4 separate regions of the Homo sapiens genome follow, and regions 1, 3 and 4 are each linked to region 2. The links are chromatin contacts, found by Hi-C or POLR2A ChIA-PET in ENCODE. All regions are on one chromosome and are shown on one strand. Each heading gives the region's core, a stretch centred on a gene start or an enhancer-like site at or near the end of the contact. The rest is flanking DNA. Distances are from core to core; before and after follow the strand shown. Region 1 holds the start of CEP57L1 (centrosomal protein 57 like 1). Region 2 holds the start of REV3L (REV3 like, DNA directed polymerase zeta catalytic subunit). Region 3 holds the start of PPIL6 (peptidylprolyl isomerase like 6). Region 4 holds the start of CD164 (CD164 molecule).

Region 1 (2,700 bases), core at 187-2,686, 2.4 Mb before region 2:
CATGACAATAGTTTTTCCTTTGCGGTCTTCAGTTACCTTTCAGCATGCCCCAAAAAAATTGCTTTGTATTTTTAAAATGAAAAATGTAAAAATAAAATCAGAGAAATCAAATCGTCATGAAAACACACATCTGGGTGACATTTGGAACCACTGGTGCCTTCAGCCGATCTACAAGCTAGGTCACCCTCTCACCCTCTCCTTGTACACGAAAGGGCAGTCTTCTTTCTGGAAAAACAAAGTTTGAAAGTTGCAACCTTGCAGCGCTGGCTTTGGTGGGCAGAGAATTTCGGGGAAGCGTTCTCCTCCGTCTCGCGGGGTCAGTGGATATCCTCACGTTGTGGAGCTGTCAAATCCGTGCTCTGCCCCAAAAGGCTGTTAACAGCTGAACGCCCTCCAGCCATTCGGGGCTTTTTTGTCTGTGCAGCCACCGGGTTCTCTCCGGCGTTCCCACCCCGCCCCTTCTCCGACACCAGTCCCCGCCCTCCGCAGCTCCTCCCAGCGCCTCAGCAGCCGGCCGGCGCCGGCAGGGAAGGCTCGCCGAACCCTGGCCCACTGGCCGCAGCGGCCGGAGGCTTGGGCGCTGTCGGAGGGCGGCAGTCTCGGGCAGCCGTAGTCTCGGCGGGCGGCGGTGAAAAAAAGCGTCCCCCAGCCCCGCCAATTCGGCACCCCCGGGAAGACGCTACTTCTCCGATCCCTGAGCCCTCGCCCACCACCGCCGAGCCAGAGGGCACAGGGCGGCCCTGGCAATCCTCGAGCGCCAGGCTGGGCCGCGGAGCTGGCGGGGCGGCGGGGCCCGAGGCGCAAAGCCCGCCCTTCGCCCAGCCCCATCGGTGGGGATCAGCCCAGAGGGCGGGAGCAGGGAGTGGAGACGGGGTCCTCACCCCCAGCCCCTCCCCTTTCTCCGCCCGGCACAAACCGGGAGCCGCCCCGGCCCCAGCGCCTTCTTCCCCGCCCAGGCAGACGCGACCCGCCGAGGCAAAGCCTTAGGAAAAAGCCCCGCCCTCTGGCAGGCTACCCTCCGGACCCCAAGTGCGCCGCGCGCGGCTGCCAGCCACTGCCGGCTGCTACGCATGCGTGACTGCGAACTGGGCCAAGCGCCCCCGGAGGCGCTAAGCTTGCGCCCTGAGGCGGTTTCCGTTCCCGGACGTTTGGACTCTGTCCTGGAGAAGGGGAAGGAAAAAGTAAGACGTAGAAGTACACTGAGACTTCGTCACACATAAAACAAGCACGACAAAGAAAGAGGGCGCGAAGGGACTCCTGGAAGAAATTGAGTCTACATTTAAGATCACCCTAAAAGTAGTGACGGCCTCTTCATTACTCCAAACCCCAGATTTAAGTCGGTAGGACGTCTTCGCGTTGACTTGTGGGGAATGTAGTTTCGATGCTGCCGGCGCGTTTTGTTTGCGACAGAAACTACAACCCCCAGGGGCCACCGCGACGTTGCCTGTGGGTGCCCGCGAACCAACGGTTAGCGGTGGCAGGGGCTGACTGAGAGCGTCTGCTTGGTAAGCACTGTAAGCTGGGTTGTCACCTTTCCTTGACAGGGTTTTTCCTTCCTCCATTTCCTCTGGGATTTTGGAGACAAAGCCATCTAGGGTGGCCTCCCTTAGTCCAAGGACTTTTTCCAGTGACTTGCGTGGGAAGGACTAGTCCAGCTGCCCAAGCGCGGGGTGTGGTGGGTGAGGCAAGGATTTGGGATCCTGATCCCAAGGGTCGCAGGGAGCGGCCTAAGTAAGGCCAAGAAGGAAGGATGCTGTGGAAACTGGAGCTTCGCGCTGCTGCCTCTGATTCCGCCCTTTTTTGTGGACACACGCGGGGTGGATTTGGGATCTCCGCGCATTTGCACCTTTGTTTGCCTTTGCTTAGGGATGTTCTGGGCTTTATTTGCTCAGTCAAATGAAATCCTAGGCAGGGCTTTGAAAGCAAGTTGTCAAATCCATCTCGTAAAAGAATCCCCAGTATTCCTAGATAGGAATTCTTGCAGGCTTTAAGGATACAGCAGGAAAAAGAAAGCAAAACCGTAAAAGTCTCCAAAACTTAGTCGACTTTTTCAAAAGATTCAGTCATTTGCTTAAAATTAGTTTGCTTTTAAAAAGTTATTATTTGAGAAAAGTCGAGGTTTGAACGGCCATCAGTGGACTGATAATCGGTGTAGATTTTAATTCTTTACATTGCAGAATTGCATTGCACTAAATTCTAAAAATTTCGTCTTGCTAGGCACTGAGTATACAACAATGAAAAAGACAGTCTTACTAGTTAGAGGAACTAGTTGTTAGACATACGGTTACAATAATACATGATATCACTGGGATGTCTAGAAGGAGATGACTTAGCCCAATCTTGGAAAGTCAGGGAAATCTTCATCCCAGGGGAAATGAAGACCAAAAGAACAGCATATGCTAAGGCCCAGAGTGAGAGATAGGGTACTTTCAGGAAACGTCAGTAAGCCAAATCATGCATACTTGGCGGTGTGGGGTGGGACGGGAAGGGTGCTTTTTGTGTATTGATGCACTTAGAAGCTACAAAGAGACAGGTATTGTGAATTCTTTACATCGTTTCTGTAAGTGAGCTATTTTTGAATAGATGCATAGTTCTGATGAATTGGTCTAATTTCAAAAGCCTTGTTACATTCTGACACTTCTAGTTTGAATCTGAATTTTAAAAAGGGAATAACTTATGAGTGTGATTGAAAAAGCAAAA
Region 2 (2,700 bases), core at 136-2,635:
AGTTTTTGAGAACGTACCTTCTGTCACGGCTGTCTCCCCTTCCCATCCCTTCTTCAACATAGTTGTGTTTAAAAAATATATACCTGTACTTAAAACGCAATCCTACAGCCCAGCCTAGGAGCATTTCAAAATGTCTGTGCTGCTGAGTCTGGCTGTGGTTCCTAATAAATTCACCCCATTAAGTGTGATGTTTTAGGTTGGGCAACATAAACACGCATTTCCTACTTCCATGGATGCACATTTCCTGAAAGCACTGCACCTAAGGATGCTGCCCTGTCCCCCGACGCTCAGGCACTAAACTCTAAGGAGTCACGACCTGCACTCACAGCAGAGCCACACGGTCACCCCAGTGAGAAAGATTATCTGGCCCCAAGCGCCACTCTCTCCGGCCCACTGCATCTCCGGAACTGGCAGAGGAGAGCGAGGGTGAGAAGAGACCATGGGGAGCGACTGACAACAAGGCTGACACTTCCCCGTTTCCAGAAAGCGGCACTTGGGGGACACAAGGGATGTCCCACTAGCGACCGACCTCAGAGCAGGCCCTACGAACCCGTCCACCGATGGACATGGCGCGGCCACCTGGCCCGCCGTCCGGGGCGCCCGCGGCTTTCGCTCTCCCGGCCCGCGCCCTGGAGTGCGGCTCCCGCTCCCGGCCGCCACACGCAGTCTAAACACGCGGCGCTCGCCACCTCCCTGCCCGGGGGTGGGGGCGCCGCGCAGCGCTCGCGCGGACCCACATTTTTGCGGCTCTTGTCACGCACGAGAGAAAAGGCGAGGAGGGCGGAGGGGAGGGAAGACGCGGCAGCGATCCACGGAGACGGCCGGCGCCGGTGGCGTGTGCGCGTGTGCGCGGCGGGGAGGGCGGCCCCGGCGCCCCGCCGACTCCCGCTCCCGCCCCGCGCCCGGCGCCCGCTTACCTGCCGGGGTCGCTCCGAAGACTCGCACCACCGGCACCTTCTTGACAGGGGCCTGGGTGAGGGGGGATTGGCAGGTATCCAGCCCCTGCAGCGGGCTGGCCATGTAGTAGTCTGCAGTCACTATCCTTACTGAAAACATGTTCGCCGCCGCCGCCACTGCCTCCCTTCACTGGCGACCCGGCAGCGGCAGCAGCAGCGGCGGCGGCTCCCTCCGCAGCGGCGGCGGCGCCCCCTCCCCTTCTCGGCACGGCCCCCTCCCCTCACACAGAGGCACCTCGAGGAGCGGCGGGCGGGGCGGTGTAGGCGCTGCTGCCGCCGCCTCCTCAGGAGCACCCGGCAAGGGGCCGCAGGAGAGAAGCCCTCGAGCTTTCGTCGGTGCTGGTGCTGCCGCCACTGCCGCCACCGCCGGGAATCACACGGGCTCCTCGGTCCCAGGCTGCAGCTCTTGTTGCCATGATGATGATGTCACGGACGCAACCACTGGGGGGAGGGGAGAGGGGGGTGTGTGTGGCGAAGGGAGGCTGCGAGTAGTGCGGGGGAGGGGGCTCGGCGGGAAAAGGAGCGAGAGGGCGGGCGCCCGGGCGGGACACGGAGGGCGGGGGCCGAGAAGGGGCTTTCTCCCCCTCCCCGGGCACGCGGCGAGGGAGGCGGCCGGCGGCCGGCAGCGCCCGCGCGGGATCGATGACTCGGCTGGCGGGCACGGTCACCTGGGTGAGGGGCAGCGGAAGGGGCGGCGGAGCACCGATCTCATGGATGGGCTCCGAGGGGCTTGCGGGAGGGGGGCGCCAGTGTTCGGGGCCGTTTTGGCGGCTATGCAGGATTGGCAGGAGCTGCGATGCTCACACTTGCCTCGCCGACCGCCATTTCACATCCAGCAGAGGAGGCGGGGGCAGCCGCTGAGACGGTTTTTCACAAGGTAAGAAAATCCGCCCGCGTGAGGAGGGAGGCGAGGCGCAGATCTCGTGCCGCTGCGGCCTCGCGGGAGGGAAGGGCGGGCGGGCGGCGGAACGGGCGGGGCCGGGTGCGGACGCAGCCGGCCCTTCTCAGGTAACGCCGCGGCTCCGCGCGTGGCCCGGGGGCGGTGCGAAGGGTGGGGGCGCGCGGGCGCGGGCTTCGGCCTATAAAAGGGCCGCCCTGGCGTTCCCCCTTCCCGAACGTGCCGCGCGAGCCGCGGTGCCCCCTCCTCTTTGCTGCTGCAGTGTCTGCGCCGGGCCATTTAATGAGATTTATTCACGCACGGCTCTTCTCAGCTTTGCGAGGGGTTGGCAGATCCAGTGCACAGGGATTTCCCACTACCGTGTTTTTCTCCCGCCCCCTTCCTTCCCTCTCGTCCTAATACATCCTTCGTTGGTTTCCTCGGCCCCGCAGGCTGCGTCCCGGGCACGCGCAAGTACATGTAAGGACTTGTCAGCTGCCGGTGACCTCCCTCCTCCCTCGTCGCTCCTCCCCCAGCGGAATGTAGGATTAACAGTCTTTCCGAGAAAATTTTGGCCAAAGAAAAAGGCCTGTGAAAGTCACCGCGTTAGACGTGGCCTCCTCGTGTTTTTCACTAACACGTTATGGAAGGTTTTACTACCCGAAGGCATAAAAGCACCACCGTGGGGAAGGGCCGTTTTGAATAAACAACTTTATTCAAAAATCGAGAGGGGGTGAAGCGATGCAGTTAGGGAATTTTTGTTTTAAAGAGTAGTAACATGCAGCTGGCTTGGCTATTAAATTGGAAACAAGGGGTTCCTCTCTGACTTGGCCACTGATATTGGGCGTGACCTTGGACAAATAATTT
Region 3 (2,700 bases), core at 79-2,578, 2.0 Mb before region 2:
TCTACTTTTGATGATTCATGTATTATTTTCACAGACTTCTGATCACTTGTTTTCTTTTTATTATTTATTTATTTTGAGACGGGGTCTGGCTCTGTCGCCCAGGCTGGAGGGCAATGGCGCGATCTCAGCTCTCTGCAAACTCCGCCTCCCGGGTTCAAGCGATTCTTGTGCCTCAGCCTCCTGAGTAGCTGGGATTACAGAGACCGCCACCACGCCCGGCTAATTTTTTGTATTTTTAGTAGAAACGGGGTTTCACCATGTTGGCCAGGCTGGTCTAGAACTCCGCCTCTGCCTCCCAAAGTGCTGAGATTATAGGCGTGAGTCACCGCGCCAAGATATCTTCTATTTGGGAACATTTTGTTGTCAAGTATCCAGCTGGGTACTTCGGGAGTTAAAAACATTAATTAAGGCATGGTCCTGGAGTCAAGTGAGCTTCGGCGAGAAGTTTGCCATGGACAGCATTTCTGGAGCAAACCCTGTAAGAAGGGCTGAATTCTACATGCCGACATTTCATACATTTCTCCTGCATTTCAGGTTGTAAGTGTGCTGCAGCATGACTGATCTGGCCAAATTCTTCCAGTTTCCTCAAGTGCTTTTCCTTTAGTATCGTTCTGAGTGTTTACAAAGAAATGATTTTCCAAAGCACTTGTGAAGCATCTAGTTCGATTGGAACGCAGTGACGGCTCTATAAAATTCAAAGAAAAGAATCTCCCCGCATGAATAGTTAACAAAAATCGCTTGGGCCGAGGTGGCGGGGTTGTAAAAATTAGCTAGTTATATAGTAATCATTTTTCCATAAATTTAAATATCTCTAATTAAAGAAAAAATTGACGTAGAACAAAATCTGCGGGTGTGTGTGTGTGTGTCTCGGAGGGGATTACCTTATCTCCCAGCGCGGTTCTGAACCCTTCCTTCGCTCAGTTCTCCCTTTAAAAGTCGCCAAGTGGAACGCCCGCCCCCGGACCCGCACTTGCCCCCCTATACTCTCCTCCCGGTCCTCCAGACGGAGCCCGCCCGGCCAGGACACGCCAGCCCCTTCCTCGGCCGGTGGGGCCTCGACCCCCGCCGCCTCGAGGAGGCGCGGCGCCTGCAGTCCACGCGGCCGAGAGCGGGTAGCGGGGAGGGCCGCCCACGACGGAGGTTTCTCTGTGGTTACCTCAGCGGCGCTCTTCGCAATCTGAAAGTTGGGGCAGCTGAAGAGCCCCACCACCTTCACCTGCAGCGGCCGCTCCGGCAGCGACGGCGAGCCGCACCTAGCGTGCGGGGGCCCGCACGGCTGCGGCCTTGCCATGGCCGCGCCCGGGGACGCCCGGTGACCCCAAACACTGCGCGTCGCTCCGGCAACCGCGCGGCCCCGCCTCCGCCGCTCGCAGGAGGCGGGGCCCAGGGGCGGGTCGAGGGCGGCCCGTGGCGGCTGGGCCTTTCCTCAACTTTGCGCCTGTTGCTGGGCCGCCGGCGCGCGGGCGGCCGCGACCGCCGGGGACGAGCTTGGAGGAAAAGGAACCGGGAGCCGCCCACCCGGGGGCGCTCTCCGGACCCCCAGGGTCCTAGCGCGCGGCCCTTACCGAGCCTGGGCGCCCGGATTTCGGCAGCGGATCGCCTTTCCGGGTTGGCGGCCCGCCTGATTGGGAACAGCCGGCCGGTTGCCGGGGGAACGCGGGAGTCGGGCCCGACCTGAGCCACGCGGGCTTGGTGCCCACCTGTGCGCGCCGCCTGCGAAGAAGGAACGGTCTGGGGAGAAGGCGCCGCCGGCCGCCCCCGTCCCCACCGCGGCCGTCGCTGGAGAGTTCGAGCCGCCTAGCGCCCCTGGAGCTCCCCAACCATGAAGCCCAACTTCTCCCTGCGACTGCGGATCTTCAACCTCAACTGCTGGTGAGTGCGTCTGCGGAGTGCGGTCTGGGGGCCACCTTCCGTTCGCACCCATGCAGCCTTCCTCCCCCTATCCCGCCCCACGATCTCAGGGTGTAGGGAAAACCCGAACCTCCAAAGTCCACATCTGGCCCCAGCGCCGGTGGTCCCAGCAGTCGCCTCCCCTGCCCCGCTCTTCCCTTCCTTAGGGGCATTCCGTACTTGAGCAAGCACCGGGCCGACCGCATGAGGCGCCTGGGAGACTTTCTGAACCAGGAGAGCTTCGACCTGGCTTTGCTGGAGGAGGTGAGATTGTGCAGCACGGTGCGGAACCCAGGCTGGGAGGAGGGACAGACCGTCCCACTGGGGAAAGACCAAGCAGGCATCCTCACCGCTTCCCTCAGGTGTGGAGTGAGCAGGACTTCCAGTACCTGAGACAGAAGCTGTCACCTACCTACCCAGCTGCACACCACTTCCGGAGGTGAGAAGCCCACTGGCCTGAAGCCTGTTGTCATCCCAGGAGGCTCTTGGCCCTGCCAGCCCTTCCCTATCCTGCCTGCACTCTCCAGTCTCCTCCAGCCTCCTCTCCCTCTGGATGTGAGAGAAGGAGAAGGGTGAACCAAGAAGGTCCTATGACTTCAGCCCATTTCAGCTTTGTTTTCTGGCTGCCCTATACTCCTCCAAAGGCTGTCGCCTTGGTTCTAGGGCTAGTCCCAGCAGTAGAAAAAGAAAAAAATAGCTGATCAGAGCTGGAAGACAAGGGAGGGGAAGAAGGCTGGGTGTCTCTCCCTGTTTTTCTGGTTATTAAGCAGGGCTTGGCTTTCAGCGGAATCATTGGCAGTGGCCTCTGTG
Region 4 (2,775 bases), core at 45-2,544, 2.1 Mb before region 2:
TAGTGTTTCTCCCGCTTATTACCTCAAACTTATCTTCCTTCTCTCTTTTGTGTTGTCACGGTATATGGCAATTTCTGCTTTAAAATGTATGTATGCCTTAACCAGCCCTATGCGACTGCACATAACAAAAGACACGCTCCTGATCGGGTTTTAGAAAACCCACAGACCTGGGCACAAACCCCCGTTCCACGACCTACTAAACATACGCTATCTGAGCACAGGACATAGTTAAGAAAATTTTAAAAACAATTGAAAAAAGAATAAACATACAATGTCAGGAGAGTTTACTCATCTCCGTCTCTGCATCTACCTCCTAGGTTTCACTACCTACCTTCCAGTTTAGCCTTAGGATACGTACGCAAAACACCCGGTACATACATGGGTACTTTTCTTCCTTTTCGCATACTTTGAAGTGTGAAGTTTTCACTAACTACGTGCTCAAACGTCAGCTACATTCTATTCCTATCTGCAAAACCAATGTAATTAAATCTCAAGCGACCTTCTCAGACTCAAGTCTGAGACACGAACGAGCATTACCGTCTTTAAGTTTCTCTTTCCCGGACTTCCGGAGAAGGCTACCTCCGGAGAGAGGCGCCGGGAGGGTGAACAACCAGTGGCAGGGAGAGGCAGCTCGGCCCCACCGCCAACCTCAGAGGCGCGACGCCCGGCCCCATCCTCAACCCCACCGCTGCCCCCGCGGAAGGAAGCCACGTCCCCATTTCCGACCCCAAGTGAGGCTAGGAATTACGATGCACTTTTAAAAGGCACCTCGACTTGCAACACTTCGAGGGGGGCCCCAGCCCCGCAGCCACTGGGAACCGCGCGTCCGCTTCCCCCCAGCGCGCTCCCCACCCGGCCCGGCCACGAGTGGACTCCAGGCTGGCCGCCATGTTGCCGGAGTCGCCGCCGCACCCCGAGCGCGGCCCGCCCGCCCGACCGTGGCCCGAACCCGGGCCCCGCCCGCACGGCGAGGAGGCAGTGCGGCTCGGCTGGGCAGGGGAGGGCGGGAAGCCCACAGGGCCCGCGCCCACCTGGTGCCGGAGTGGTGACCAGCGGGAGGGACGTCACCGGCGCCGAGGTTACGTTGGAGATGGGCGCTAAAGTCGTCACGTTCGGGTGCTGGGTCGTGTTCTTGTCCGCGGACAGCACGCAGAGCACGCCCAGGCAGGTGGCGGCCCAAAGCAGTGAGCGGGAGAGCCGCGACATCGTGTCCTCAGCGCTGGCGTTCGGGAGAAAGCTAAGGCTCGCAACGCTCAGTCAACCCCTCAATCCCCTGCGGCGCCGCCTCCGAGACTACGCTCCCCCGCGGGAGCGCGCAGGGGTCACGTGAGAGGCCCCTGTTTTCGGCGTGCGGGGGCGAAGAGGAGGGAGGTGGGGCTCGGACGATACCAACGGGAATCCTACGGGGGGAAGCAGGGGAGTCGGGAGGAAGCCGAAGGAACCTGGCCCTCAAAGCGACTGTGCCACAGCCAAGAAAACTGGGAGCTTCTGCAAATCGTTCTTCTTGCCCTCAGATTACCAGACACGACGCAGCTGGACTTGTCTCATGCCTGCGATAGGGACGGCCCCCACCCTGACTTGCATGGAACAGTCGACATAATGTGGCCTACTGCTTCCACCTGAGCGCCCCGCCAGGCTGTAATTCCGCGGGCCCACGTGACCTCCGGGGCCGCGCCTTCCGGACGCAACTCCACTGGGGCGGAAGTTGGTTTTGTGCGGCTCTCAAGAACTAAGTTTGTGCTGTGCTGCGGGATCCCCAGGGAGCTTCCTTATATCTTCGGCAGGACCCCTTCTTTTTTTCTTGAAGATTGATTTTGCTAGAAGTTATCCTGTGATGGGACTCCCTAGGGGAATGGAGGCACCACGTGGTTAAGGAGTTTGTGCGTTGCCGCCCACATAGTGTGGGCAGCTGAGGCGCCGCCCGGATCAGAGCCGCAGGGCGTCTACTCTGTCACTTTCCCAACCTGACTTTTCCGGATTGCTATTTCAGACGGCGGTTGCAGCAGCCGACCTGTCTCAACTCCACCACTGTAGTCAGAGAATCAAAAGCGGTCTGAGTTGCGAGGTCATTGGGGAGGCCCCCACCCCCACATTACCAGTGAGGAAACTGAGACTTAAAAAAGTGACCTGACCTGGACACGGGATTGCCTGACATCAGAGCTGGATTCTTAAGTTCCTGTTAGTGTTAAGGCGCTGCTCAGACTTTTAGTAAAGGTGAGCGCCATCTACTGCCAAGTCTCACAAAATATTCGCAAAATTTGATACGGTTATCACATGGTAAAAATTAGACTTTAAAAGTTGTATTTAATGCTGTGTTTTCAGCTGTTGTACACTTATGTAATTTTAATTATGCAAAGTTATCCTAATAATATAGGAATATTAATTGCTTTCGTGAGGTCTGTCTTGATGTGCCACGATGACTTTTTTGATGTGCCAAAAAAGATGACTACATAGTGCTTTTACCTTTTTGCTCAAATAGAAAGATTTTATTTCCCCTTGGGATCTTTTCAGTGTCGTCCTTCTGTACCCTCAGGACTATGAACATTTGTTCCAATGACTACGCTAGTTGGAGTAGTGTTGCTTGGATGTAAACAAAAAGCTGATAGTTTTGACTGATCCAGCCCAGAAGCATGAGAATGCTGTCAGGGAAGTGAGCTCCCACCATAAGCCCTTCAGAGAAGTGTCTGCTCTTCTCTCAGGAGGCCTCTCTCTATATTTAACACTTGACTATCTGGCACCCAGACCAAATGAAAGCGCAAGGCAACTTTAATTTTT

What was found. Hi-C counts contacts between places; a loop is a spot of excess contacts on that map. ChIA-PET counts read pairs that join two places held with the same protein, here RNA polymerase II (POLR2A). Pooled maps may share reads with other maps.
Region 1: a loop to region 2 is called in a map of CD8-positive, alpha-beta T cell, with 5 times the contacts of the local background. The contact joins the promoter of CEP57L1 here to the promoter of REV3L in region 2. A Hi-C loop is called at or near these places in 3 of 168 maps with a recorded cell type or tissue (CD4-positive, alpha-beta memory T cell, CD8-positive, alpha-beta T cell and naive thymus-derived CD4-positive, alpha-beta T cell), 1 of 37 single-sample maps with no recorded cell type and 10 of 50 pooled maps. POLR2A ChIA-PET finds 5 or more read pairs at or near these places in 1 of 52 experiments (activated CD8-positive, alpha-beta memory T cell).
Region 3: a loop to region 2 is called in a pooled map, with 13 times the contacts of the local background. The contact joins the promoter of PPIL6 here to the promoter of REV3L in region 2. A Hi-C loop is called at or near these places in 2 of 37 single-sample maps with no recorded cell type and 7 of 50 pooled maps.
Region 4: a loop to region 2 is called in a map of B cell, with 17 times the contacts of the local background. The contact joins the promoter of CD164 here to the promoter of REV3L in region 2. A Hi-C loop is called at or near these places in 5 of 168 maps with a recorded cell type or tissue (B cell, CD4-positive, alpha-beta memory T cell, gastrocnemius medialis and 1 more), 4 of 37 single-sample maps with no recorded cell type and 10 of 50 pooled maps. POLR2A ChIA-PET finds 5 or more read pairs at or near these places in 1 of 52 experiments (CD4-positive, alpha-beta T cell).

The regions. Positions count from the first base shown.
Region 1 is chr6:109,094,071-109,096,770 of GRCh38, forward strand. It overlaps CEP57L1 (centrosomal protein 57 like 1), which reads left to right and starts at 1,437. Exons shown (of 11, transcript NM_001271852.3): 1 at 1,437-1,505. It overlaps SESN1 (sestrin 1), which reads right to left and starts at 776. Exons shown (of 10, transcript NM_014454.3): 1 at 1-776. The coding sequence starts at 3. RefSeq lists enhancers at 144-293, 1,164-1,423 and a silencer at 404-1,103.
Region 2 is chr6:111,481,833-111,484,532 of GRCh38, forward strand. REV3L (REV3 like, DNA directed polymerase zeta catalytic subunit) reads right to left here and starts at 1,386. Exons shown (of 32, transcript NM_001372078.1): 1 at 918-1,386. The coding sequence starts at 1,056. It also overlaps TRAF3IP2-AS1. RefSeq lists enhancers at 273-332, 2,173-2,532 and silencers at 703-782, 843-912, 973-1,272, 1,443-1,672, 1,713-2,102.
Region 3 is chr6:109,439,300-109,441,999 of GRCh38, forward strand. PPIL6 (peptidylprolyl isomerase like 6) reads right to left here and starts at 1,329. Exons shown (of 8, transcript NM_173672.5): 1 at 1,157-1,329. The coding sequence starts at 1,291. It overlaps SMPD2 (sphingomyelin phosphodiesterase 2), which reads left to right and starts at 1,425. Exons shown (of 10, transcript NM_003080.3): 1 at 1,425-1,872; 2 at 2,058-2,154; 3 at 2,253-2,329; 4 at 2,675-2,700. The coding sequence starts at 1,823. RefSeq lists silencers at 920-1,739, 1,381-1,586 and enhancers at 2,000-2,069, 2,230-2,309.
Region 4 is chr6:109,381,173-109,383,947 of GRCh38, forward strand. It overlaps CD164 (CD164 molecule), which reads right to left and starts at 1,295. Exons shown (of 6, transcript NM_006016.6): 1 at 1,032-1,295. The coding sequence starts at 1,206. RefSeq lists a silencer at 753-1,032 and enhancers at 1,188-1,697, 1,253-1,602, 1,683-1,912.